Linked DNA regions of Homo sapiens: region 1 is linked to region 2. Evidence: chromatin loops called from intact Hi-C (ENCODE). Cell type or tissue: endothelial cell of umbilical vein. All regions are shown on one strand.

What was found. Peaks named below come from ENCODE experiments on the same cell type or tissue, not always from the same donor. Only the 100,000 strongest peaks of a DNase experiment are listed, where the experiment ranks them.
Region 1: it touches region 2 in a loop (6-fold over the local background); 3 of 110 quality-filtered maps call a loop at or near these places.

What each region holds. Positions count from the first base shown.
Region 1 is chr4:123,976,658-123,984,657 of GRCh38, reverse strand. No RefSeq gene overlaps it. Among named protein-coding and RNA genes, the nearest start is that of LINC01091, 330 kb to the right of the region's middle. In endothelial cell of umbilical vein, no CTCF peak of the experiment used is centred here; DNase peaks (open chromatin) are centred at 3,407 and 6,947; H3K27ac peaks cover 3,041 bases.
Region 2 is chr4:123,890,031-123,898,030 of GRCh38, reverse strand. All of the region lies in intron 4 of LINC01091 (long intergenic non-protein coding RNA 1091), which reads right to left. Among named protein-coding and RNA genes, the nearest start is that of LINC01091, 240 kb to the right of the region's middle. In endothelial cell of umbilical vein, no CTCF peak of the experiment used is centred here; DNase peaks (open chromatin) are centred at 1,250, 4,370, 4,800 and 5,190; H3K27ac peaks cover 5,843 bases.

The DNA of each region.
Region 1 (8,000 bases), 87 kb before region 2:
CCAGTTCAAACTAATCACTTCCCCAGGTACTTCAGCACGTTGAGATAGTCTCGAGGCAGATTTATGGCCAATCAGATGAAAGCAGAAGACTACTAGATGAAGTCTCTGGAAAGCTATTGTTTGCTTAATTTTTGAAAAGATTCATTTTTGTTGTTGTTGTTAATTTGTTGAGTGAATTGTTGGCATAAATCCTTTGCCCTTCATCCTTCCTACTTATTTCTGGATGGACTATGGGCATGATTCCAGAAGCAGAAGAAAATATTTATTTGCATATACAACATACATACCTACATATTTGCATATACAACATACTCAATGATGAGTAACTTAGAAGGATGGTTAGAATTAGGGGTTTATGTACCTAACCTAGTAGGAAAAAGGAGGGGGGAAAGGCTTCTATGGTTTCTTTAGTTAAGACAAATGGGTTTTTTATATTTTACTGATTTAGATTTGCTTCCTGGCATCACTATTCTTTTTATATACACCATCATTATAACACATACAATATTGCTTTTGAGCCAAAAAAAAAAAAGTTGGAATTTAGCAGCTTTGAAAAACTGGGTAAGAAAATGGAAGAGTTAGGGAAAGAGACAGGGTGTTATCTCTCTCTTATCCACTTGACATTGGCTTCCTTGGAAAGAAAGTATAGATATAGAAAGTCAATAACTGACTCTGTAAAGCAACCATTGGATTTCTGGACAATGCTTTTACAAACTTGGGCAGTGAGTTCCTAGCTAGGAATCATAATCATCTCATAAGACCTATGAAGATCATGTTGGACTGAGGAAACTTCAACCTACCTGAACTCAAAGCTTTAAATTAAATTTAAAAAGAAAGAAGTTAACTTATAGGTGTGAAATAAAGTGAATAAAGTGAAGGACATATAATAATTCTCAAAAGAAAATAATATGAAATAATACAAAATAACTATATGTGTTTTTGGTTGATATACCAATGTAAAGTGTATTGATAAGAAGAAAAAAAACCTTGATATTTTAATGTAAAGTATTAAATACAATGAATTTGGTGATAACAATCAGATCATATTTCTCTAAAATATTTAGAGACTAGAATATTTTTCTGAAAGACTATACTTTTTTTAAATAAACAAATTGGATTGAAAGAGTAGGAAGAAGTACTCTATGTCTAGAAAACATACAATTGAGTGGATATCCACACCATAGAAAACATTTGGGTGATAATTTTTAAAAGTGAAATTTTTATTAGCATATATCCTGTCCAATCAGATTGACAACTATGGATAATGCAGAATTTTCACAGAGACAAGATAATTTAGGAACTTAAATACTGAAACCTCTGCCAAAAGTCTCATTCTGCTCTCAGGAAAGCATGAGATATACTTAATGTTGTTGATGTTTTCAGTATAAAGATACTCAGAAACTCGTGTGATACCAAGTCAACCATAAGAAAATCTGGTGAATTATTTCCAGTTTTTTAATATTACTGATACAGACAGGAGGCAAGGAAACACTAGGTAGAGAGGGCGGTTCCCCAGCAAAGCCCCCACCCTCAAGCCTGGAAACTGTGGCCCTAAATGAGAACAGTTATTCCTGTTTTCGTGCCCAAATGTTGCTTTTTTCATAATCACCCTGGCCCATCACGCCCCTGCATCCTGTACCCTCAGAAACCCCAAAGTCCACTGGCAGAGGAGCAGAGTTGTGCAGTAGAGGAGAGAAGGGAAGAAACATCTGAATGTTGAAGAGGCAGCTGGACTGCTGGAGAGGAGTTTGACTGGGGACAGCTGAACTACAGGGGAGGATAATCTTCCCACTCCATCCCTTTTCCAGCTCCCCACCCTGCTGAGAGCCACCTCCACACTCAATAAAACGTCCACATTCACCATCCTTCAAGTCCATGTCACCTGATTCTTCCCGGATGCCAGACAGGGACCCCAGTACCAAGAGGGATGAGTGTGAAAGACTGTCACCCTGACTCTCCACTGAGCTGGTTAACACTTAGCCATCTGCAGATGGCAACTGCTAAAAGAGCATTAATTGTAACTCATGTCCTCTGCTGTAATCATGGAATATATATATATATTGTAATACATATTCTATATATATACTATATATCACAATATATATTCATACTCTGCTATTTCATGTAATTTGCTACATGTTTTACCTAGTAAATAGAAACAGTGAATAGATGTGTACATAGTAATATGGGTAAATATTTAAACAATGTGTAATGAAAAAGAAACAGATATTTAATATGCTATTTATAAAATGTAGATAAAATATAACAACCCATTTACATAAATTAAAAATACTCAGAAAGGAGCACACATTTTATAAAAATACATAGAATCAAAAATGTACATTACATAAAATTGAATGTTAAGACAAATGGTTTTTATATTTGTAGTGCATGTAGTGGGGATACTATGAAAATGGGAGTGGAATATAGGAATAAAAAGGAATAAACTTTCAGTAAAGTGAGAAAATCAATGATAGTATGGAATAAACAGGGTGATTAACTTAACCCTTTGTGTCTAAGATCCAAGAACACTCTGTTAATGATTTTTAATAAATACAGTTTAACAAATCATGATTTTAATAATCTTGATTTTTATAATACTGTTTTTAAGGTGGTATAATATTAAACTAAATGGATGTGACATAAATTCTTTAACCTTTTTCTACTGCTGAATATATATACTTGCTTTACTGTTTTTATCTATATAAGTTGCGCTACTCTGAACACTTTTTTATGAACATATATTTTTCCCATATTTTGGATGGTTACTTTTTGATATATTATCCACAATAAAACTAACTTGTTGAAAGCATATGATATCATTACCACTCTTTGTATAAATTCAAAAAGATTGCTTGAATTTACAATGCCAAAAGCAACCAACAGAAATGCCAATTTCTACATACCCTAAGGAGCAGTAGGTCATGTTGCCTCTATCTGTCTGGCTACCTTTATATACTTTATCTATCCATATTTCTGCCCATTTGAAAGGCAAAAAATGTTGTCTCATTGTTGTTCTGCTTCTTTGTTAATCTAATAAATGTCTGTGGACTATCTACTAGTTTCCAAAGTTATTCTTAGTATTAAGCTGCATTTATTTGAGTATAAGATTATACATGGTCTGCATTTTTTTTTACTAACTTCATTTCCTCCTTTGAATCAAACAACATTTTTACTTTTTTTATTGACAGTTACTATGAATGTGGGTTTATTCTGACTAATGAAATAAAGTCATGGTCATCTTGAAGGAAAACTCATTATGTGATCTTATGTGATCTTAGCATCAATAAGTAAGAAAGGAAATGGAAATTCAGCATGGTTCCATGCATCTTATTGCTATCTGTACCCACAAGGATTACAGCAGCTCTGAATATAAAATACATCCTCAACATATATGTCATTTGCTTTAGTTGTAACCCTCTTTGATCCACTTTTTCCTTGTTCTGAGCCTCATTTTCTTATTCATATAATGTGGATAAAAATAATGCCTGTCTCAAAAGGAAGCATCAAGGACAAAATGGGAATGTTCATTTTATCACCTAAACTGCATTTCAGGAATGCGAGGGATGAATAGCAGGAAGTTGTGTTCATATTTTTATTCTCAGTGCCTGAATACATGATGGTATCTGAAAGACTTGCCAGTTTTCTCGCTGGATTTTTTTATTGAATAAAATAGTCTACATGATGGAGGAGTAGGCATTTCCTGGACTGAATTTAAAAAAATGAATTTGGTAAACATTTTTATTTTCCCAGAATTTGGTCTCATACAAAAAACAGATGTCCTACATTGGATCAAAAGGGATAAAAAGAACAACAGGTAACACCATGAATTACTGGAAATGACAGATAAGTCTGTAGCAGGCACCTGACAATGGTAATTTGAAACAGTAAAAGACTAAGCATTAATTTAAACTGTTTCCATGAAGTAAGTCTTCCATAAGCCTAAATAATTCATATTGATCCTGCTTGATCATTTTGTATTATGCTTTTATTGTGGGATTTGACACGCTACTATTTTGTTAGGAATTTTATGAAATAAATCAGTCTACAATTTTCCTTTCTTGCAATGTTTTTGTCAAGTATCACAGTTATACTGCCTTCACAAGATGAGTTGGAAAGTGTGATTCCCTTTTCCATTTTTTTGAAAAAAAAATTGTATGATTCGTATAATATCTTCTTAGACTTGAGGTAATTTACTATGAAAAAGATGTAGGCCTAGAATTTTCTTGGTGTTAAGGTTTCTGAAAGAAATTCAACATTTCTTTTTTCTTTTCTTTTTTTGAGACAAAGTTTCGCTCTTGTCGCCCAAGCTGGAGTGCAATGGCATGATCTCAGCTCACTGCAACCTCCACCTCCTGGGTTCGGGCAATACTCCTGCCTCACCCTCCTGAGTAGTTGGGATTACAGGCGTGCACCACCACGCCCAGCTAATTTTTTGTATTTTTAGTAGAGATGGGGTTTCACCAGTTTGGCCAGGATGGTCTCAAACTCCTGACCTCAGGTGACCTGTCCACCTCAGCCTCCCAAAATGCTGAGATTACAGGCGTGAGCCACCGCGCCTGGCTGAAATTCAACATTTCTGATACATAAGGCATTTGAATTTTGTGTTTCACCAGGTATCAGATTTGGTAAGTTGTGTGTTTCAAGGAATTTGATCATTTCATCTATGTTGGCAGAGTCATACACATAAAACTGTTCAAAATATCTCTTCAAAATCCTTTTGATTTTTCTAAGATCTAGAGTAATATCCCATCTTTCAACCCTGATATTAGATTTTTGTGATTTCTTTCTTCTTATCTTCATCTGTCTTGCTAGAGTTTATAAATTTTATTAACCTTTTCAAAAGTCACCTCTTGGTTTTGCAAACATTTTCAATCATGTCTGTTTTCTACTTCTTTTATTTCTGCTGTTATCATTATTACTTCTATCTATTAGGTTTAACTTTCTCACCTTTTGCTAATTTCTTAAAAATTCTTATGATTATCTTAGTGTAATTACAATGGCTTATTACAGTAGAAAATTAGATCATTAATCTTAAGGCTTCCTTTGCTTCTGATAAAATCATTTAAAGCTATAAATGTCATTCTAGGTACCATATTAGCTGCATACCACAAATTTTGATATGCTGTTTTTTTATCAGCCTTCAGTTCAAAATTCTTTCTAATTTCTTAGTGATTTCTTCATTTATTCATTGGTTATTCAGAAGCTGATTTGTTAATTTTCAAATGTTAGAACTTTTCTACATATCTTATTGATGTAAAACTTAATTTTTTATGGTCACAGAGGGTAATTACTAGTACTATCTAGTCCTTTGAAATTCACTGAGACTTGTTTTATGGTCCAGCATAATTTATCCTGGTTCATAGTTCATGTGCACTTCAAAACAATGCATAGTCTGCACTTGTATGGGGGGCTCAATAAGTGTCTGTGAGGTAAAAAATGGTTGACAGTATTATTTATATTTTCACTTCTCTTGCTTTATTCTTAATTTTACTATCCATTACTTGGAGAAGTGTGTTAATAGCTCAAAATATGATTATGGATTTTTCTATGTCTTCTTTTTTAATCTATCAGTTGTTGTTTTATCTATCAGTTGTTTCACATATCTTAAAACTGTTTTAGGCACATTCACATTTAAATGAAGTCTTTTTAATGCAGTCACTATTGTTACTTATAGCATATAGCTATTTAGTTTTATTATAAATAGTATTTGCAAAGTATAGCATTTTTTATCCTTTTTACTTTCAAGCCGTTTGTGCCTTTTTAGTTAAAATGTATCCTTTGGAGACAGCATATTTACCTTGCTCTTACTGTTTTATACAGATTAACACTGTTTGCCTTTTTATTGAAAAATTTTGTCCATTTACATTTAATGAACTGATTGCTGTGGTTGAATTTAGGCCTGCCATTTTTTCTTTCTTTTTTCTTTTTTTTTAAATCTGTTATTGTTGTTGCTTATTCATTTCTCCTTTCCTGACTTCTTTTGGGTTAATCAATTACTTTTTGAATTCTATTTTGATTTCTTTGTTGACTTTTCAATATATCTCTGCATTTTTGGCAGATGCTGTAAAAATTACAATACCTATTTTTAAGTACTAACAATATATGTAGAGTACTACTTTATATAAAATATATAGGAATCTTTAACAATGTAATTCAGTTTACTACCCCATATTCTCTATGCTTTCTTGATATATACATGCATATGTAGATAATATATTATATATGTGTGTGCGTGTGTGTGTGTGCATGTGTATGTGTATAAGACCCAGCCTACTGGGTTTTAATTTTTTTTAATATGATCACATTTTTTATTAAAAGTTGTTCCCTAGCATAAATAGTATATATTTTAATGTTTCTATGTATTCATTGTTTACTTGATGTGCAGTGGATAACATCCATTATCAATAGCTTTATTTGGGGTTACAATTATGTAAGAAATTGTCACTTTTTACTTTATATGCTTATATTGTTTGAATACTTACTAAAAACCATCACAGGTCCTTAAAAAGTACATAAATAAATAAACAGTTGTTCTCAACCAAGGCCAATTTTGCCCTCTGGGAGAAATTTGGCATTATTTAGAGACATTTTTGATTGGAGGGGGTGGGGTGCTGCTGACAACAAATGGGTAGAGGCCAAGAGTGCTGCCAAAAATCTTACGATGTATAGGAGAGTCCCCCAAACAAAGAATTATCTTCTGCAAAATGTCTGTATTGACAAAACAATGAAATTTAAACATATAGGTCTAAGTCCAGTTTACTTACTTACAGCTAATTAAGGACATTTGTTAAAAAAGTTCAAAGTTCCAAAGTCCCTCCAGATACAACATTTGTATTCAAACCTAAAGAGCTACACTCTCTAAGCTCATTTGAAGTACTTATTAGCTGATGATGAGTCATTGAGTTTGTTAAGTGAATTAATCATGTTGTGTGATTCCACGTGAGCGATTTAAAGGCCACTGGAAAAAAAGTCAGAGCTTCAAACAAGGGAGTCTCCACTACCAGCTGTTTTCTTTTCCCTTTGTTTCTCCTGGCATGCAAATACCATCAAAGTAATCATTGCTGGGTTTTCTTTGTTTAGAAGTATGAGAGAAAGAGGTTAAAAAATAATTCCAGTACAATTATATTTGCCTATTAAATAAATCCTAATAATTCAAATCCCTTCAGATAAAATTACCACACATTTCTTAAAGTACAATGTCTGGTTTCCATTTTCAAAGGATCTTTTCAAGCTTTATAAAACACACTGTTAAAATGATAATAAAGCCAACTTTGGCAAAGAACACAGGATTTCAAGCTACACTTGGGTGTGAATCTCAGTATTCACCACTTCCTAAATTTGTGATTACTGTCCTCCCAGACCTCCTTCAAGTCTCATTACTATAGTTTTTTAATCCATAAAATATAGGTAATACTGATCTCAGGTGGTTGAGAAACACTTTGCACGAAATCAAACACAAACAAGGTGTTTAGCTAATCCAAAGCTTTATTCTATCTTGAGAAACTGATGTGTCAACTCTGTGACAGCCTCTGTGGATGAGGAATATATCCCCAGTAAATTGGCATCTGTGCTGAGCTATCTACTACAGGTGACAACATTTGTGCCCCTGGAGACACAGATGCAGTTTGTCACAGATCACTCATTTTAATTATGCCTACAGTGAGTAAGGGAAATAAACGGTGGCTGCAACACTCTTATTATCTTCCCAAGGAAATGCAGTGAATTCATCTTGGAAAAGACTGGTTTAGTAACCTTCAGTGAGTGAACTCTTTATCCAGAAGTCTTTGAGGCCTGCAGCTCACAGACCTGATTTGCTCAAGAAAGTCCTGGCTTACTGGGTATTCTGAAACCCATGAAAAAAGAAGGGTCCAGACAATAAACCCACTATTTTACAGGACAGCCTCAAAATTGCCAGCAATACTAAAGTCACTTTCATACCACCCTCAAAGATTTACTAGAGAGGCCTCCTCCAGTCCTCCAAGAACAATCAAATCAAA
Region 2 (8,000 bases):
ATGTAATATCTTCTAGCTCAGCCACTATCTGTAATACAGCATCTCTGCTCTTTATTTGACCATTTCAACTCACTCAAATCACTCTTGTGTAAGAGTGTCGATAATGACTTCATCAAGAAATCCACCAGAAATGTATCAGTCCTTGTTTAACATGACCTTTTTATCTTTTTATTCTTTTCATTAATTGCTTTTAAAGTTGTATCAATCTATTAGACTGGTATTTTAAACTTTTTAGATGGTGTCTCTTTTTTTCTTTAAATTTTACCTGTATCTTTCCACAAGGAATTTCACAGGCATGAAATGATGTCCTCTGACAGTGATGACTTCTCCCTACTTCCAGAAAAATCTCTTCATTCTTGGCCTCCATAGCCCTAATTTCTCTTGGTTTTCCTCTTACCTCTCTGAGCAATTCTTCTAAGTCTGCTTTGCTGACCTTCTCTTGTAATAGGCTCTGAAGTGCCAATGTTCCCCAGCGTCTTAATCATGGCATATTCTTGCATTGCACACTTCTATGGTTCAAGTACTACTCATATATTAGAGGTTCCCAATTCTATAATATTATCAGTCTTGGAACTCTCTTCGAAGATTCATGCCTTAGTGCTTGTATTATTCTGAACTTTTTTTCACCTGAACAACCCCGAAGAAACAAACCTGTACAAACTTCTTTTATTTCCTAAATCTCTTTTGTCCCTCATCCCACCTTTATCCAACCACAAATTCTATATACTCTACATGCTAAATATCCTTCGTGTCCATCTTTTATTTGTAATCTCCATTCCCACTGTCCCTTATTCAGCAGTCATCTGTATGATTGCAAAAATCCAAAGAGAAACAAACAAGCAAACAAGAACTTTCTAAATGATCTTCCTGCTTTTAATTTCATCACATTTCCATTGTACTACTGCTTATGTGATTTTTCTAATATATGTAACATAGCCACTTTCCTATTCTACATCTTAAAGTGGCTTTTCTTTCCTTAAGTCAATACCCACATCCTTAGCAGGTTATAGGAAGCCATTCATGTTCTAAGCACCTTCATTTGTGGGCTCTTCTGCCACCCTCCACACACTCACTCACTTCAGCAACCTTGAACACTGATGTTTACTATGTGTGCTGCCAACTTTCTTTCCTCTGTGCCTTTGGACATGCTGATCTCACTGACTCCAAAATTCTTCCCCTCTTTTTCTGCCAGGAAAATTTCTCTTTTAAGACTCACCCAAAAAATTTCTCCATAGCTAGGTCAGCCTCTTTTCCTAAGCCATATTAGATGCTCTCTTAGCTTCCTTTAGCATTTTGTACATGCTTCCATTACAGCAATTTATACCACAGCTTGTATGCATTTCTTTGTATATACTTTGTATAGCCTTTTTTTGTATATCCTTCCTGAGGAAAGGAATCATATCTTATTCATTTTTATGACAAACACCAGGCACAGTGCCTAGTGCTCAAAAGATGTTTTTTATATTAATATTAAGCAGAGAAAGGATATGCATATGAAAGATATATGGTCCCTGATTTCAAAGAAATAACATTACAATCTAAAGATTTATAGTGGAAAAAATATAAAATAGATTTGCTTATATTCCACCAGAGAGTACAATTAGAAAAATTTACAAAGAAAAAAATTACTCAATAAAATAATGTACTCTCTAATCTTTGGAGTTATCTAACTAGCAAGCAGGAGGCATCAAGAGTTAGTGAGCTTCTGATTACTAGATTCAGGCTGAAATAAGATGGCTTAGTGTCTTCAACCAGAATGTGGTCTCTATTCAACACTTGTACTGGATGAGGGTTTAGACCTCTACAAGTCCTACGTGCCTGACGTCATTCTCTGAAAAGGCTGACGATTAAGTGATTCTCAAATAATTTTTTTAGTAAATAAGATTGTTTGGTATCTCTGCCTCAACTGTGTAATTTAAAATATTAAATTTGAATTAATTACAGTGTATTCATAGTAAGAGTTCACTAAAATTTTGTAATTCCACAATATTCTGGGAATGTACAACTAGAGACATTATTTTGGATTTATTTGGTAGTAGTAGGGAACAATAATTAATGCCTCCTTTCCCCTACCTGAGATTGGATGCTTAGTAAAGATGAACATAGGAGTCAGATAAATTAAGGTCAAGTATTACCTTTGTTATCAATAAAAATGAACAGCTTTAGGTTACTGATTAAGCCACATTCTTCTGCAGGCCTAATAATATACCCTACATTGAAAATACCGATTGCCTTAGTTGTTTTTGTGCTGCTAGAGCAGAATACCATGCACTGGGTAATTTATAAAGAACAGAACTGTATTTTCTTTTCTTTTCTTTTCTTTTTTTTTTTTTTTTTTTTTTTTGAGACAGGGTCTTGCTCTGTCGCCCAGGCTGGAGTGCAATGGCCTCTTCTTGGCTCACTGCAACCTCTGCTTCTTGGGTTCAAGCAATTCTCCTGTTTTAGCCTCCCAAGTAGCTGGGATACAGGCACCCGCCACCACACCCGGCTAATCTTTTGTATTTTTAGTAGAGACAGGGTTTCACCATGTTGGCCAGGATGGTCTTGAACTCCTGACCTCATGATCTGCCCACCTCGGCCTCCCATAGTGCTGGTATTACAGGTGTCAGCCACCACACCAGGCCACTAAAACTGTATTTTCACAGTTCTAGGGGCTGCAAAGTCCAAGATCTAGATGCCAGTATCTGATTAGGGTTTCCTTGCTGCATCCTAACACAGCAGAAGAAGGAAGAGCAAGGGAGAGACAAACTCTATGTCTTCACATGGCAGAAAAGCTGAAGAGATATAACTCAGTCCCTCAAGACCTTTCTATAGCAGCATTAGTCCCTTCCACCTATAAACCTCCCATCAGACCCTACCCTATTGCATTGGCAATTAAGTTTCCAACACAATAATTTGAGAGGACACATTCAATCCATAGCACTCACTCATCTAAAGATGCTGGTTTCCTCTGTTGCGACTGCCAGAAGGTAAACAGCAGAGCCAAAGAAACTTGGGGAGGATCCAGAAAACCTTGAGCCAACCGTACCTTTTTTCTTCCCCCATTTTCAATGGTCAGTGGAAGGAGAGTGAGTGAGTGGGTGGAAAGAAGTTAGAAATGCTCCTCTGATTAATTCTTCCGGAGAGTTAAGAAGACTTTTCCTTTTCTCTATGGATGCATGAAGAATAAGGAAGTGTTCTAACATACTTTTAAGAGCAATGTCAAATTAGCCGGGCGCAGTGGCAGGCGCCTGTAGTCCCAGCTACTCCGGAGGCTGAGGCAGGGGAATGGCGTGCACCCAGGAGGCAGAGCTTGCAGTAAGCCGAGATTGCGCCACTGCACTCCAGCCTGGGCGACAGAGCAAGGCTCCGTCTCAAAAAAAAAAAAAAAAAAAAAGAGCAATATCATCTTTCAGTAGCTTCCGAGTCTACAATTGGCCTTACATATTAAAAACACAATCTTCTTTGATATTTTGAAAGATCAAAAATTTAGCAGCTATTCTAAAAACTAACCTGTTTCTTTAGAATAACCTGTTTCACTATTTACTTATGCACTCATGCATTCAAAAAAACATTTATTAAATGCCTATCATGTTCCTGGTTCTTTTATGCTAGTGATCAAAGGAAAAATAAGCCACCATCAATGTCCTTAAAGAGCTCTAGCTGGAGAAATGGCCAATTAACTAATAAAAATAATAATAGTAATAAAACGTGATACACAGTATAATGGAGGAAGGAATATTATACCATGAACCCAAAGGGGAAGGAGCAATTAATTACTAGAAGAAAGAAAAAGAAACATTGTAATAAAAATAACAAAAACATATTGTCCTGATGTAGGCTTTGAAAAATGAATAGGAGTTCACTAGGAGAAAATGAGTAGGAACGAAGCTATCCCTTAAAAAAGAAGGACCATGGGCAAAGGCACAAAGGTCTGAATATGCAGCATTTCAGAAATCATTAAACTAAAAGGAAAGCACATTTGATATATGTAAAATATTTTCACATTTAACTTAAAGTTTATTAAAGCAGGGAAACTTTTGCGTAGTTTAATAAAATTACAAAGATCTAGAGGTGAGGCATTTTGAACTAGTTAATAACCAAATGATTTAGGGAATTATTCATTAACCATTAACAAATACCTCCTGCATCCCTCATCTTTGGTTGAGTTCCAACAGTAATATCTCAGAGGTCTTGGCACTTGAAATCTGAACTTAAGCATTTATGTCTACAATATAAGGACCAAAAATATTTTGCTTCTGGGTCATTAAAATTTTTAGAATAATAAGCCCTTCCTTAGCAGCCTTTCTATTTGGTAGAACGCCATGCAGCAATGTGTTCCATATCTGAATTCATAGGGGAAATAAAGTGGTGCTCTTGTTAAGGAAATCCATTTCCTCCAAAAGGACAAGGTATGACAAAGACTGTTTTTCCAACTTAATGTAAATTTCATAACATCAGCAGCGTGCCGTGCAAACTGCCAAATGGAAAGGCTCCCACACGCCCCATCCACATAATACATGGACTCAGGAGGGGCAGAAATTACATTTACTTTAGGAACGATACATCCTCCACACAGCCTCTAAAATCTGCACTGGTGAACCCACTCCTATCTGTTGAAGTCTTTGTCTTTATTAAATGCTTTCTTTCAGGATGGCTAAAATGATGAGAGGTCTTTTGCTTGCTTTTCTTCCTCTTTTGCTGTCTCTTTCCCTTTACAGATACAGCCCCAGTGATTGAAAAACCCGACCTGCAAATCTGACCGTTCAACTTATCTAGGACAATCTCTAAGTACAAGGTCGACATTATCTCAGCCTGCATCCTGTGTAATTATAGTATTTGGCTGGCATTGCTGAATAGGGGCTGAAATCCATCAGGTTTTAGTTAATCTTCCTTGAGTAATCACAGCTGGTTGGCCGGAAGAAAATGATTATGAAATAAAGTTGTTGTGTCTCAATAATAAAGATTACTGATATGCAGGGCAAGCTCTATCTAAGGTTAACCTTTCTCTACATATGAAGGCTCCATATAACTGAGGAACAAGAAATTGTTTCTGAAAAGTCTGCTTTGCTTCAGATTTTAACTTCTCTTTTCTTTTAACTTTTACTAAATCCCCCACCAGTCCTGAATTTTCGTTACACTGCACTGAAACACATATACTAACCCTTTGGAAGTTTTTCAAACAGATCCAACTAGCAGTTTAATGGACATGAGATCAGCTTCCTTCAAGTCTTTGAGTAGAATCTCATGTTGTTTTATTAAGAATCTTTTTATTGTGCTAATCTTGAGGCTATGAGTTATTCACACGACAGACAGGATGACGATGAATCTGCATGGTGATATTAGAGAGTATGTCAAGTGATGTTGTAGTGGCGCAAGCTGTATATTCAGAACAAAAAACAGACTTACACAGTTGGAGAAAACTCTCCATCACTGTCTATGCAATATGAACAATGCAGCATACATCCAATCCAATAATTTTTACCCCTTCTTATGATAAGAGATGATCACAAAAGATTTATCTAGCAACTGTAAAAAGGCACAGATGGTGGTATGGTGGTTAACAGCACAGATTCTGCAGTCATAGCTAGCTTTGCCTCTCACCAGCTATGTGACTTTGGGTGAATTACTTAACCTCTCTATTGACTTAGTTTCCTCAACCTTAAAATAGAAATTATAATAATAGTAGCTGTCTCATGTGCACATCATGAAGATTAAATGAGTTAACATATCCAGGATGCTCAGAACAGTTATTGGCATTTAAAAAGCATAGTAAGTGTTCACTCTTGATAACATTAAAACATATAAAGAAACAGGATTGGCTGGATCCTAACGTTGTTGGATAGGCAGTAAGTACAACTTGCAAGATCTTTAGCTCTAAATTCTTGTTTGATACTTGACTTCAGGCTATTAACATTTAACCAGAGACTCATAAACAAAATGACCTATGGTTAAACTCATCACGTTAATGTGTCTACTCATGAGAAATAAGAACGCACATAAAAATAGTACACCATAGATTTTGTCTGGAAGGGTAAGATGAGAGCAAGAGGACAAGGGAAGATGATTTGCTTGAGGCTGATGGTTCTGGGCACAGTGGCTCCCAGACTCCTCCTTATTCCACTGCTTTCATTGCCCTTACAGCACATGACTGGGATGACCAAGGAAGTTCCTCCTACAAAGAAATACATTTCAGTGTCTGAGTTTCCAAGCACATATTGGCATCCATTCCTTGGCTATTGAACTGACTCTTCTTTCTTCCTAATTACATCCCTAATGTAAATACATCCAGCAATAATCCTTAATTACATCCTCTTAATTACACACCGACTGCAAATGCATGCCAACTCTCCTTTGTCATCATTTAAGTCAATTGGTTAATACTAAACCAAACAAATACATAGACACACAAGAAAGCCATAAGTGGGAGGTTTTGAATAGAAAGATAAGCTGAGAAATATGTATTTTTCATTTTTATTTTTTAAAGCCAAAGCAAGTTTATTAGGAAAGTAAAGGAATAAAAAAATGGCTACTCCATAGGCAGAGCAGCCCCAAGGGCTGCTGGTTGCCCATTTTTATGGCTATTTCTTGATTATATGCTAAACAGGGGTGGATTATTTGTGCCTCCCATTTTTGAACCATATAGGTAACTTCCTGACATTGCCATGGCATTTGCAAATTGTCATGGTACTGGTGGGAGTGTAGTAGTAAGGGCAACCAGAGGACACTCTCATTGCCATCTTGGTTTGGGTAGGTTTTAGCTGGCCTCTTTACTGCAACTTGTTTTATCAGCAAGGTCTTTATGACCTGTATCTTGTGCGGACCTCCTATTTCATCCTGTGACTTAGGATGCCTTAGCCTCCTGAAAATGCAGCCCAGCAGGTCTCAGCCTTATTTTCCTCAGCCTCTATTCAAAATGGAGTTGCTCTGGTTCTAATGCCTCTGACATTTCCCCCCTCCCTTTTATAAGAGAACCCTTAATCCTAGGGGTTGCAGAGGGACGACGATCAGTCTTCTGTAACTTCTTCAGGCTGAATAGGGGTGAAGTTATACCTGCCTAACTATTGGGTCTCTTGCATTTAGCATAGAGAGGAGTTCAGTCAGAAAGCATTGGTATGGTGAGGGCCATTCATAACTCTTGAATTCCAACAAATGGTGATATCTGGAAGATTAATAACTATTTAATTTAAGAAAACATTGAGTAAGCTTATTCTGCATTCCTACACAAAGATTACAACAGCAATAGGAATATGTATTTTTAATAATTCCTCTTAATTTTGGTTTTATTAAAATTTTAGAAATTCCTTCTTAATCATATTACATTTCTTTCATTTTTATGAATCTTATCTGGATTTTTAAAACACAACACAGAGAAAAGTTTCAAGATAGAGTCTAGAGGTCCACTGTGTGTTTGTTTATAAAGTTTCAGATCATCATCCATACATTTCATTGATCTTGCAGTATCTTCTTTTATTTGGCTGAAGATCATATATAAAAAGTCAAAACATGTCAAATACATAGATCTTCTTTAAGCACAAAAGAATTGACAATCCATTTGAGAGTCATTAGGGTGTATTTTATAATCTAACATGAAATTATACCTATCTATTTTCACCACAATAAATTGGCATGGCTCTTACTAATGTCAAGGAAATGTATTAATGTGTCTTAATGGAATGAAAATTTAAGAATAATAAGCATTTTGAAAAGTAACACCACTGTCAACTGAAAGACAAACATTTTTTAAGTTAAAGTTTGATTATTTGAGGGATAAAGTGACTGTATTTTGGTTCTTGAGAAGAGGCTATTCTCCAGACATCATCTTTTTAGGATGATGGTTGTATTTTGGTTTTTGAGAAGAGGCTATTCTCCAGGCATCATCTTTTTAGGAATTTATAATGGGCAGATTCTAAAATCTTGTTTTGCTCCCAAATTCTGTCTCTAGATGTAAGGAAGAGATTATATAAAATTAAACTTTTATATATATAAAGATTATATAAAATTAAACTTCAGAAAAATAG